Linked DNA regions of Homo sapiens: region 2 is linked to region 1. A link is a contact called in ENCODE Hi-C or POLR2A ChIA-PET data. All regions are on one chromosome and are shown on one strand. The core of a region is the stretch at or near the end of the contact, and the rest is flanking DNA. Distances in the headings are between cores, read along the strand shown. Region 1 overlaps PBX1 (PBX homeobox 1). Region 2 overlaps PBX1 (PBX homeobox 1).

What was found. Hi-C counts contacts between places; a loop is a spot of excess contacts on that map. ChIA-PET counts read pairs that join two places held with the same protein, here RNA polymerase II (POLR2A).
Region 2: a map of heart right ventricle shows a loop between it and region 1 (2.0-fold over the local background). The contact joins two enhancer-like sites. A Hi-C loop is called at or near these places in 3 of 168 maps with a recorded cell type or tissue (HCT116, IMR-90 and heart right ventricle). POLR2A ChIA-PET finds 5 or more read pairs at or near these places in 3 of 52 experiments (A549, AG04450 and OCI-LY7).

The regions. Positions count from the first base shown.
Region 1 is chr1:164,783,325-164,789,142 of GRCh38, forward strand. All of the region lies in intron 2 of PBX1 (PBX homeobox 1), which reads left to right. Among named protein-coding and RNA genes, the nearest start is that of PBX1-AS1, 12 kb to the left of the region's middle. Within about 2 kb of position 4,152, at least 14 of the 41 ENCODE cell types and tissues checked have a DNase peak (open chromatin) inside an H3K27ac peak, as active enhancers do.
Region 2 is chr1:164,820,512-164,826,425 of GRCh38, forward strand. It overlaps PBX1 (PBX homeobox 1), which reads left to right. Exons shown (of 9, transcript NM_002585.4): 8 at 1,026-1,115. Among named protein-coding and RNA genes, the nearest start is that of PBX1-AS1, 49 kb to the left of the region's middle. Within about 2 kb of position 3,560, at least 5 of the 41 ENCODE cell types and tissues checked have a DNase peak (open chromatin) inside an H3K27ac peak, as active enhancers do.

The DNA.
Region 1 (5,818 bases), core at 2,902-5,401:
AGCCTTTGACGGTATCAGTGTGAGCTTGCCTGGAAGCATAGGTCAGTAAGGTGGGGGTGGGGGGTGTCTGTGTGCATTTGTGTGCGTGCGTGTATGTGTGTATGTATATTCTTGGCTTATCCTGGTTTCTTCTGTGTTGTTGATTCCTAACGCGCAGAAAAACCAAACTCTTAACTCTAAATCTATCCTGCTTTTTTATTCTTCCCAAAGGGATCTTTATCAGTGAGATTGATTCAGATTTAACCAAAAATCTAAAATCTATCAGTCACCAAGCACTACTGTGTGCTTTTGTAAAAATAACCTTATTTAATCCTTAGTAAGAATTAAGGCATAGGTGAAGTCGTGTAGTAGGAGTCTTGGGCCTGGCTTTGAACCTAGACACCCAAGGCCTGTTTTAGTGTACGTTTTTTTTTGTGCCATGCTGTGGCACTAACAGAAGAAAGCTCGTGCCCATACTTATACTTTTCTAGGTATTAAAATGTGGTAGGACAAGGAAATCTATCATGTATTAGCTCTTGCCAGAAAGCAGGCAATGTGCTAGGTGCCTCACTGAGACTCGGAACTGCAGAACATTTTTACCTCAAGGCTAAAGAGTATTGAGAAACTTCTGTTTTCTCTATGGTTGCTTCCTTTAGGAAATACCATTGTAGAGAGAAGCTTTCATCTCCACGGAATGCACAGCAAGTTGCCGACCAATGGCTCCACATTTTTCATGCTTTTTATGTGTAACTAAGAAGGAAACTGTTCCTTGTATCATGGGTTACCACAGGCAATCCAGGTCTCACACACCCTTCCCTGGCCCTGGTCCTGGTCCTGGCCTTCTGTCTTTCCGATGGCTTTCCCCCTTTCCTCATACCTCTGGGTATGTCAGTCTAAGGCCAAAGCTTGTGTAAGTCATGCCCTCCTACCAACTTCTGTAGCTCCTGTTTAGGCAAAGGGGTTTCCCGAGCAGCAGTCCAGACTTGAGCTATTAAGGACCAAAGCCCCTCGCCCAGGCAGCCGGCACCCATCCAGAAAGGCAGGGGCCTATCGCCCAGCACATTAGCTTTCTCCCTGCCAGCTGGCCCAGGGAGGCGCAGCGTGCCAAGTGGGGAACGTGTGAATGGGATCCATGCCCATGCATCCCCTGAGAAGTAGAAAATGCACGTGACCAGAACCGCCAAAACCTAACCCAGGGAAAAAGATGACAAGAAAAACTTGGTGTGTTTCTCTAAAGACAACCACAAAACATAAACAAACAAACAAAAACCTAAAACTGTCTCAAGAGTGTCATATAATTTTGTTTTCATCTCTTGCCCTAAAACCTCACACAAAGTTTTACACATTGTGGCTGTTGGCTAAATGTGAAAAACGAGTGAATCTAAGAGCTCCTCGCAGGACCACGTTTATTTGGAAAGTCAGCACGGTGCCTGGCACCATAGTAAATGCTCAATAAATATTCCTGGGCTGAAACATTTGAGGGCCGCAAATTCTTGCCTTTGTTTGACTAAATCCTTCAAATCCCTGAACTTGGTTCATTTACTAAATCCTTCAAATCCCTGAACTTGGCCTACCTGCTTGGCAAACCAAGAAAAACAGTTGGAATGGCTTAAAAACAATAATATCTTACCTTCAATACAAATCCCCCACTTTAAGAAACCCTGGACCTAGATTAAGTCCCACCTCGGTGTCTCTGAGATTCTAGAGGGCTGAGAGACAACCCGGGGGAACAAGGGTGGCTTTCAACATTTGGAGATTTCTTAAACTACAGCTTCTCATCTGAAGAGGCCGCTCCAGGCCTACTGCAGCATCCAGGGTCTCCACTTGGGGCTGGAAGGTGTCAACTCGGGTGGTAACTGCTTTCCCTGTATAATCAGAAGCGCTGACTGACACCTATCAGTAATGCTGACTTGTAAAATTTAGAAAACAGAATCATCAGTCATTTCTATTTGTTTGATGAATAACTCTTTAAAAATCACCATTAAAAAAGGCATTTCACATCAAACAGAGAGATTGAGAATAAGGAGTGAAGAACACGAGGACCTGCTGCCCTGAGTTTCAAGACACTAACAGAAGATTTGGGTCCCACCTTTGGTTGAGAAGAATCAAATTAGAGCATAGTTATTTTTCAACTTGAGGAGGTTCCGGGCTGTGGATATATTGTGCTTATAGGAAGTAAACAAAATCAGAGGAAGAAGTGTATGTGCATCAGTTGGATGCACACAAATCTTCAGATTTTCAGTTGTTATCCACCCACCCTGGCAATCTCATGTACCCACAAGCCTCAAAGCAGTTGGTGTCCTGTGTCCGAGGGACTGGAGGAGCGTAAACCATGGGCTTCTTGAAGTCGGAGCCCATATCTGGGTCATCCAAGGTCCCAGGATCCAGCTCATTCCTGTCACCTTGGAGGTACTTGAGCAGTAATTTGTTTGATTGCACTGAGCGTTCCTCAGAGGGCCTGTTTGTGGAGACAACCTCTATGTGGCCCCTTGGCTGCCAGGCCCTGTCAGCCCTCACAGAGTGCTTCTTCCCCAGGTACCAGTCAGGAACCAGGCCTTTCCCAGCACCCAGAGCCTTTGTCACCGGTAATGTTGGCTTCCTGGGGTCATACCAGGCTGGGTCCAGGAAGCTCTGGCTTAATGCCAGTGTAGTTTTGCTTGTTTAGAATTGTCAGATTTGATAAGGCAGATTTGACAGTTTTTTGAAGTGGATATGGAAGAGGTGGCAGAGAGAACAGCCTTCTACCCAACAGCATGCTGGCTCTGGTACAACTTGTAACTGGAATGCAGGGGGAAAGAGAGCACATACAGGGAATTGGCTGCCTGGCTGAGAACAGGAAGCTGAGGCACAGATCCTTGGATCTCACCAGCCCGTATCTTCCCTCCTTGATTCTTTATTATATTGCTCTTAAGAAATATTGGAACAGACATTTAGTGTCAGGGGCCCTGTGAGGTTGTGTGGGGAACCGCCTTTCAGGAGTTCACAGTCTTGCTGGCAAGATGGTAGGTGTGCCCTGGCATGTCCTGAGATGCCCCATGGCTGTGGTCTAGGCAGTACGTGCCCTGGTGCCTCAGAGGCTTAGAGATCATTTTCGGCTCTTCTCGTCAGGGCAGATTTCATGAAGGATTTTGAGCTGAGATTTAAAATGAAATAGGACTGTAGTAAGTGGATTTCTGTGGCTGAGAAAGAAGAGGGCATTCTATCACCCAATACAGTGGCTCTAACCATGATGGTGGAAAGAGGTAATGGGAAAGGACCAGATTTAGAGAAATTAAAAGAAATTAGGAAATCAATAGAAAAAACTTCCTTCTTTCCATTACTATCTGATTGTTTTCTTCTTGGCCAGAGTATCGGTGTGCCTTGGGCATCAGAAGAGACTGTGTGTGTGTGTGTGTGTGTGTGTGTGTGTGTGTGTGTGCGCGCGCACACACACACACGCACAGAATAGATATCACATCCATGTAGCTGCCTGTTGTGAAAAGGATTCAGAACTCCAATATTGTAGAGGACTGAAGTGTCTGAGAGTTAAAGATCTAGAGTTCAGTGTCGGCTGTGTCTCATTTGCTTTGATTTTGGGGAAATGTGCTTTGCCTTTATAATCTTCGGTTATCTGCTATGTAAGTTTGGAACATTACTTCATGTTTTGTAAGGTGATGTAATTCAGTGCGTGCAAGTACTTTATGAACAAATAAAAGGTATAACTCTGATGCTCTCAGGAAGCAAGCATTTTGCTCTTTTCCTAAAACTGCATAGCTGACTTGGGAATGAGGCGGGGAGAGCTGGTCTCTCTTTTCTAACTCTTCTGGTAGGATGTGGTAAAGACTGAGCTCCTGGGCAATAGAACACTCTGCATGGAGGTTTGTGCCTACAAATCAAACAAAGAGATCAGCCAGAGAGAGCCTGCCTTTTTGCACACACCGTTGGGAGGCTACCTTGTGCCTTTCCCCAGACCACCTGCCTCTGCTTTCTGTCTTGTTCTTTATCTGTTTCTCTCTCTCAGCTCAGCTTTGGGCCCCTGGACTGTTGTCCAAATCTGAAGACCACCCTCCCTGTAGATCTGCCCTCCTCCCCTCCCAACCTGCCCCCACCTGTGGAAGTTTGAATCTGAGCAGAGGCATTCCCCCAGCATGAACCTGGACACTTGACTGTCCGCCCGCCTGGAGAACCAGTCCTTGGTGAAGAAAGAGTGCCCTCTAGTGGGCATTGGCTGGAGCTGCTCCGGACCCACGTCACTCAGCCAAGGACAAAACAACCCGCCACACGGCCCTCCCGCCAAGGATGATCTTGACTATGCCTTTGGGTTTGGTTTGTTTTTCTCCTTGTGTGAAGAAAAAGAAAGAAAGAACAGCAGGAGACAAGTGGTGAGAGCAGCTCCCACAATGCTGTGACAGTCCCTTTATCTTAGGACTTTTACCAAAGAATTAACCCCAGGGCAAGCGATGGCAGCAAGGTACATGTGACATCAGAAGCTTTTTAAAGGACTTGTGACAATTCCTGTATAAATCACCTACCTGTCTCAACTGGTCTCTTCCATAATTGGGTGGATTTGTGGGAAGGAAACTCTTTCTGTAAGAATGATTACCAAATGGGTTAAATATCTTCATGGGCGCAACCCCTCTGCAGATTGCATATCCACTGCAATCAATGACATTTTTCGGGTAGTGGACGCGTCCGGGCCTGCCTGGCCATTAAAACCCTATATGCATGAGGACAAACAAGGGATTTGGCCCTTTAAAACCTATTTCAGAAAAAAGCTGCTGGGGTGGGGAGGGAAGAGATGAGGGGGAGGGAGAGAGCGCAGGGCACCCATCAGGGAAGCAGGAACCTGATCATATGTGATGGTTGCTGGATTAGGTAACAGCTCCGCTGGTTGAAATTGGATCTTGGAGGATGAGTGTTAACATCTCTGGTGTCCTGGCGAAAGGTTCATTTGAGTCTTGCATGGTGCTGCAGAGATAAAAAGGAGCTTTTAAATAATCATTTTGTCTCCTACTCACCAGAGTACTGGCTTCCAGCAATAAATAGGTAGCATCAGTTCTGCTTAGACATATCACCCTTTTCATTTATTTATTTAATGTTGGTGTTTTTTTTTTTTTTTAACCGCCGAGCTGAACAGTTTGTGTATCAGTGAATCCCAACACCCATTCTTAATAGTGGTATATTTGGATTCTCCTTGCGCTGGCTACAAATATGAGCATGCAAGGTTGTTTATTGGTCCATCCCTGTCCCCTCCAAGCATTACAGACACAGCCCAAATCCACCAGAACTGAATTTTCTATGCAAAATAGTGCAAGATGGTTTTCTTTTAAGGTTTTCCCTTGTTCATATTGTTCCTTAAAAAAATTTTTTTTGGGTTTTTGCACAATCATTTTCTATTTTCATAATTTGAGTATAATTTAAAGGGTGTAATTTGGAAATGACTGTTGTTGGTTTTTCTACCCGCCGCCCTCCCCCCCCCGCCCTTTTCTTTTCATTCTTTTGTTTTCTTCAGAACTCTGATTGGGGACCTATTTATGTGTCTTGAACTCTAAGTGTAAATGCAAGCAATATTTATGCCGTGGTGCATTGTATCTATCTTATCAATTTCTAATTGGCCACATTTAGAAACTAAGTCTATTAACTCATAGTGAATTCAAATTTCTTTTTAGGGAGTATTTATTTGCAGGATTCACAAAATGATGTGAAAGCTAAGCGAAATACTAACACTTTCTTGCCCCAGCCAACCCACCACCACTGCGCCCAATTAAATGTATCCTTCATACCTGAAAGAAAAGAGGCAGTATGCTTTATGCTTTAAGCTTTGCAACCCTCCTGAAACTTCCATGGCGGGTAGGGGCTT
Region 2 (5,914 bases), core at 2,310-4,809, 37 kb after region 1:
GTTACCTCAATTTCCAGGTCTCCCTCTCATGTGTTGGTTTCTCCTGCTCAATATTTACCATATAAAGAGGCAATTAACAAGCAAGCAAATATATTACTATCGGACGTTTTCATTTTAAGCTTTAAAAACACCCAGCCAGGTTGACTAAATACATTTCTTAGTCATCCTTGAGGTCAAGGGACTTGAGTTTCTGGTGATGAGTAGAAGTCCACATTGGGAAGCAAAATCAAGCCATGTGATATCAAATTTTAGTGTTCCATAGTAAGCAGATTTCCTTCATGATACTTGAAGAAGCCATCCTACTACCTCAGCATGAAACATGTTGTGAGAGGGTAAAGTAGTATGCTGTGGGTCAGAATTACTAGGGAAGTTCTGAGCCATGTCAGCCTAGTTTCCCACCCTCCATGTGGAACAAGAAGCATTACAAGCCCGGAACAGACCAACTGGTCAGCGATTCACCCCTTTCTTGAGAAACATTGCCTGGAAACCAGTTTGAAGTGATATGGTCAGGCTTTGGTCAAGTGACTAAACAACTGGCCATCACTTAAGTCCTCAAAAAATACAAGGTCTCAATCAAGTACTGCTCTCTCTGTGAGATGGCTGCCCAAACCTCCTCTAAACAGAACCTTTGTTTTTATAGGATACCCAGCAAAGGAACAGCTGTATAGGATGACCTGTAGGGAAGAAAAATGGGGAGAAAAGAAAATTCCTTCATGCTTTCCCCTCCAGCTCCCTCTATCATCCTAATCCTTACCATCTCATGCAGACTTGTTGAACTAGTTTCAATGTGGAGATCCCAGTTTTCTTTTACCATTTTACGTCTTGCTTACTGAACTCAGAATTCTTTATGGATTGGCATACGGAGGAAGCTAGCCTCCTCCTAATGGACTCTCCCAGGACAACTGTCTCCAAAATGATTGCATTAATATGGCATGCCCAAATGGTGGCCTGCCTGATGATGATCTGCCTCCCTTTTCCTACACCTCTCTGACTAATTTTCTCTCTGTTATTGTTCATCTGTTTAGGTGGATACCCTTCGCCATGTTATCAGCCAGACAGGAGGATACAGTGATGGACTCGCAGCCAGTCAGATGTACAGTCCGCAGGGCATCAGTGTAAGAAAACAAGCCCCCCCACCCCCTGCTTTGTTTTTATTCTTTCACTACCAATTATTTCAAAGCCATAGGGCCCAGAATGCCACTTAGTAGGGCTTATCTTAGCTTTACGGTCACCTAGTTTCTTGTTTCTGTATCGGTCATGCCATCGGCAGCATTCTACCCACAAAAAAAGTGGCGATTGGGCAGGCTTCATGCAGGCAGCTGGCGTCTAGGGCTGTCAGACGCAATCAGTGTTTGCATGGCACCTGCGGCCACATGCGTTCAGCTAGAGGAGCTGCTAAACAGGTGACACCTAGTACAACAGTGGTAGGAAATGTGACCACAAGCTGGGGCCTGGGAACCTGGGAGGTGAAACCAGTAGCCAAAATCCATTGCATCCACGTCTGTGGTCTGAAAAAAAAAATACTTTTTTTCAATCTGTCTATGGACGATTAAAAAGAAAATTAACACAGAAGCTGGGTATGTAGAAGGGATGGGGAGGGATGCAGACCATCTTCTACTTGTTCTTGGGTACGCTGGCGGCTCCTGACTAGCATGAAAATTCATAGCGACAAGCTATGTCGCACAGAGTGAAATCGATCAGACAGACACAAGGAGAACCGAGTGTAGATTTGGGACAGCAATCCAACTTGATTTCTCAGATCAATCGTCTGCTTTCTCAGCAGCGGTGACAGCAAGCTGGGACAAGAGGGCAGCCTGGAAAAGGAGGCTGTTTTTTAGATCAGGGATGATTCCTGGGCTTTTAGAGGTCACAGGAGGCTTGAGTAGAACTATTGGCTCTTAACTATTGAAGAAAGGTTTGGGTGGTGGGTAGTGATCATTTTTTATTGTTTGTTTCTGTTGCTATGATTAAAGTGAATGAGGGATCGAAGGAAGAAGAGTTAGGCATGATTTATTAATGTAATCTATACTAATGGAGATATAATGTCTGCAGTGAAGGAGGTGATGACCTCTTCAACTGCGTTGGTCAAGTCATACATGATTCTGTCTGGTTTGGGAGGATTAAGAGAATATCAGTTATTTCTCAGATCAGATGAGGAATGATTGAACACATTAGGAATTCTTACCTCATAAAAGAGAAAATTTGGGGGTTACATAGTAGTGTAAGGCATGCTAACACTATTAGATTCATCATGAATGATCTAAAGGGGTTAGGATAGGATAGGACTACTAAGTAGTGGATTCAGAGAAACAGGTTTCACTTCAACATCTGATGGACCTTTCTCACAGTAAGAGTCCTCCAAAGAAGGGGTTGGCTGCCCTTAAGTGTTCCCCATCATTGGAAAATTCAAACATGGCTTGGCTAGCTGCTTGGTAAGGATGTTGCAGAAGGAAGTCAGGCAGCAGATTTTGATTGTCTTGATGACTTTTAAGGCCACTTACATTAGGGAGTCTTTATTTTCTACCTTTTTCAGGCAGAATCTCCTCTTGAGTTTACACAATATTTATCAAGTCTTCTCTGGAATGGAAGGAGAGAAGTCAAAGTTAACCCTGTTAAACATATTCTAGACAATCATTTTACTTTCTTGGAAGGATTTTTAGGACAGAGAGATTCTTCCCATCTTGTGCTTGTTCTAACTACATTAACTATTAGTACTGCATTGATGGCTGACTTACTGGGAAGACTGCTTGGAAAAATACAAGAAGCCATTGTGGGAAAGTGTATTCTCCAAAAGAATTCCAAATGAATGAAGTTGTTTGGATTTTGTCTGAGTGCAGGTTTATACACACATGCATTTATGTATTTCCTGAATCTTTTTGGGATATAAGTTTTTCCAGAGAAAGCTTTGCTCTGTGCATAAGCAGAAGAGAAGAACATGAGGAAAGCACAAGAGTGTAGGGACAAGAACCTGGCCATACTCAAAAGGAACTGAAGGAAGTCCACATGACTGGGCAGGAAATGGGGCTGACACTGCTGTTATTTGGCGTCTTTCTTTCCTAATTGGGCAGCATAGAAGAGAGAGAGCAGCAGTCAGACTCTGGGGGGTGGGGGGGGGGGTCAACACTGACCCCTCTGACATCATCTGGTGGGCTGGGAATAATTTCTGAAATAGTGTAACCAAACATGTGCAGACAATTATGTCTGATGACATAAGCCCACCACAAAAACTGGGCCTGAAAATGCCACTTGAAAGAGTCTCTCACTTTGCATTAATTTTTTTTTCCATGAACTGTGGTTATTTTATTTCTGGGTCTTTAATATGCAGGGTAAATGAATCAAAGGCTGATCGTGATATGTTCTTTTGATATCAGTTTTAAATTGTGCCACCTGCAGGAGGCTAAGCTTGTTATAGTGAGATGTATTTTTAGATGGTGGTATTCGATGCTAAGACATGTGTGTATAGAGCAGGACAATGACTGCCAGCAGGAGAGAGAGAGGAGGGGAGACAAGAAGAGACAAGGACAGGAATGAAAGCTTTGAGCCAAGAAATGAAAATAAACAGTTCCTAACCCCAAAGCTGCAGTGGAATTCCCAGCTGGGCTCTGGATTGTGTTTGATTCGGTGGAGGACATTTTCTGGGCAGCGTTTATCTGCTCCCCTGGCTGGGCTTTCACAGCACCCATATCTTATCCAAGCAGCATCTATTTTAAGCCCTGTAAAGTTCAGACCATTTGCCTTTAACTGACCACACAGCAGTAGAATTGCAAGGTGCGGTGGTAGGAGTATTATAAAGGGAGTTGGGAGCTGCTAGTCCTAGTAACTCATGTGCCCGTGGGCAAATATTGAATCTCTCTTCTAGAAAATGGGGACAGTAATTCCCACCCTTTATACTTACTTCAAGGACTGGCTTAGGGCAAATGAGAAAATAAGTCGGAAAGGGATTGGCAAAGCATAAATTATTCCACATGAATGCAGTATGAAATTTTGTAAGTGATAACTTTCTGATTTGACCTTTTTTCTCCTCTGATGTGAGCAGTTTTCTCAGTAGGTAGTTCCTAGTGAGGATAGGTTAGGACACATTTGTCACTTTTTTTTCTCTTCTGATGGAAAGGTGTGCTTTTGAGATGGATATAGTGTTATGCAAGGCCTAAAGACCCCCTTCCTTAGCCATGGTGAGAGTTAAATTATACCTCCTTAAGTACTTTGTGTTCTCATGTGACAATGGGCAATACTTACTAAGCTTAGAGTGGCTCTAAGTAATGGAGGGAGATTACTCCACTTCTCTGTCAATCAGACATACTTAAAGATCACTTAGCTATCACATTCTTTCCTATCCATTCTCACTGCCACCATCCTAGTTCTAGAAATAGTTCATTAACTAGACTATTGCCATAACTTCCTAATCACTGTTGCTGTCTTTAATTCCTCCTCTCTCCCACACACCCTCTGAATTTTGTCATTCGTTGCTCAGAAATCTATTGCCTACCCAAGCAAGCTCAAACCCTGAGTACGACATTCAGGGTCTCTTACATCTGGGCCCAGCCTTCCTGTCCTTCTACCTCATCCTCCTGTCATCAAAATAAACTCTGGATGCCATTCAGTATGGCCAGCTCATCTTTACCTCATTACCCATTTTTCCCCTTACATTTACTCATGTATGCCATCTACACAAATGTCCTTTCATTCCCACATCACCTCTCCATCCCACCCCACTATCCAAATCACACTGAGTCTCAAGCCCAGCTCCTCCTTCGTGTCTTTCTTCTTCTTAGTCCTTCTCCCCCTCTTCTCTCTACTTTATCACAGACACACATTTTCTTTGCACTGTACATACATGCGCAGAAATTACCTCTGTGTCTTTCACTTCTGCCCATGTGTATGGTCCTAAAAATGCATGTTCTAGTTGCTCAAAACATGTTCGTTGAATGAATAAATCAGGGAGGGGAAGAAAAGATGCTACTAAATTAAAAATTCATTTTAATGACCAATAGCCACATCTAGTGTACCAGCTATAAAGTATCTGATGAGAATTACTACTTTAAATGCTTATCCACAATTATACTGTCTTTAAGATCCAAAAATATCCTTAAGTCTTTCTTTTTGGAAAAAGTTTTTCAAACTTTCCGGCTGATGTATATTCTCTGAGAATAAGATTCAAATCAGCAGTAAGTGTGTGAATTTATATGGTGATGATATTGCAGACATAATTATCCTCAGCAGTAGGATCATTCTTATTATGAATTTTGTAAAATTTCTTTCACTCCTCCTATCCTTAAAGAGTCCCTGTGTTTCTATACTAAAAGAATCCCTGTTTAAAAAAAGTATATATACCTGTTTGTAGGATAGCCATGCATGTAGCAACATAGTATTGTTTGTGGGATAGCTGTGCATGTAGCAACATAACATTGTTGTAACTGGATTCTCATTGTTGTAATTGCCCTCCCTACTAGATGTGGTATTGGAACCTCCAAGGACAACCTGGAGGAAGGTGGAAGCAACTTGAAATTGGGAAACTTAGGTCCTTCTTGTGACTTTTCTTTTAAGGAGTCACTTCACCTCTGTGTTGTTGCTTCATCTGTAAAGTTTATTAGATAAGCAAACTGAAAGCTCTCTTTCAGCTCAACAGCTCTAGAATTCTACATTTATGATCTTTGATTCATTGTTAGCTCAAGGGACACCAGACTAAATTGTAGATCATCCCTCCAGAAAACTCTTTCATTAGAGTTAGTAACTTCTATTCTTTCTAGCCAACCCCAGTGTTCAAATTATATCTTGAAACCCAAATGGGAAGGAAGAAGTGCTCTCGTTACACAAACTTTTCCCTTTGAATTCCTTGGATATTTGTGATAGCAGAAAGCATTATTCTTTAGGGTAAACCTTTTTTGTTTGTTTGTTTGTTTTCTTTTTTTTTGAG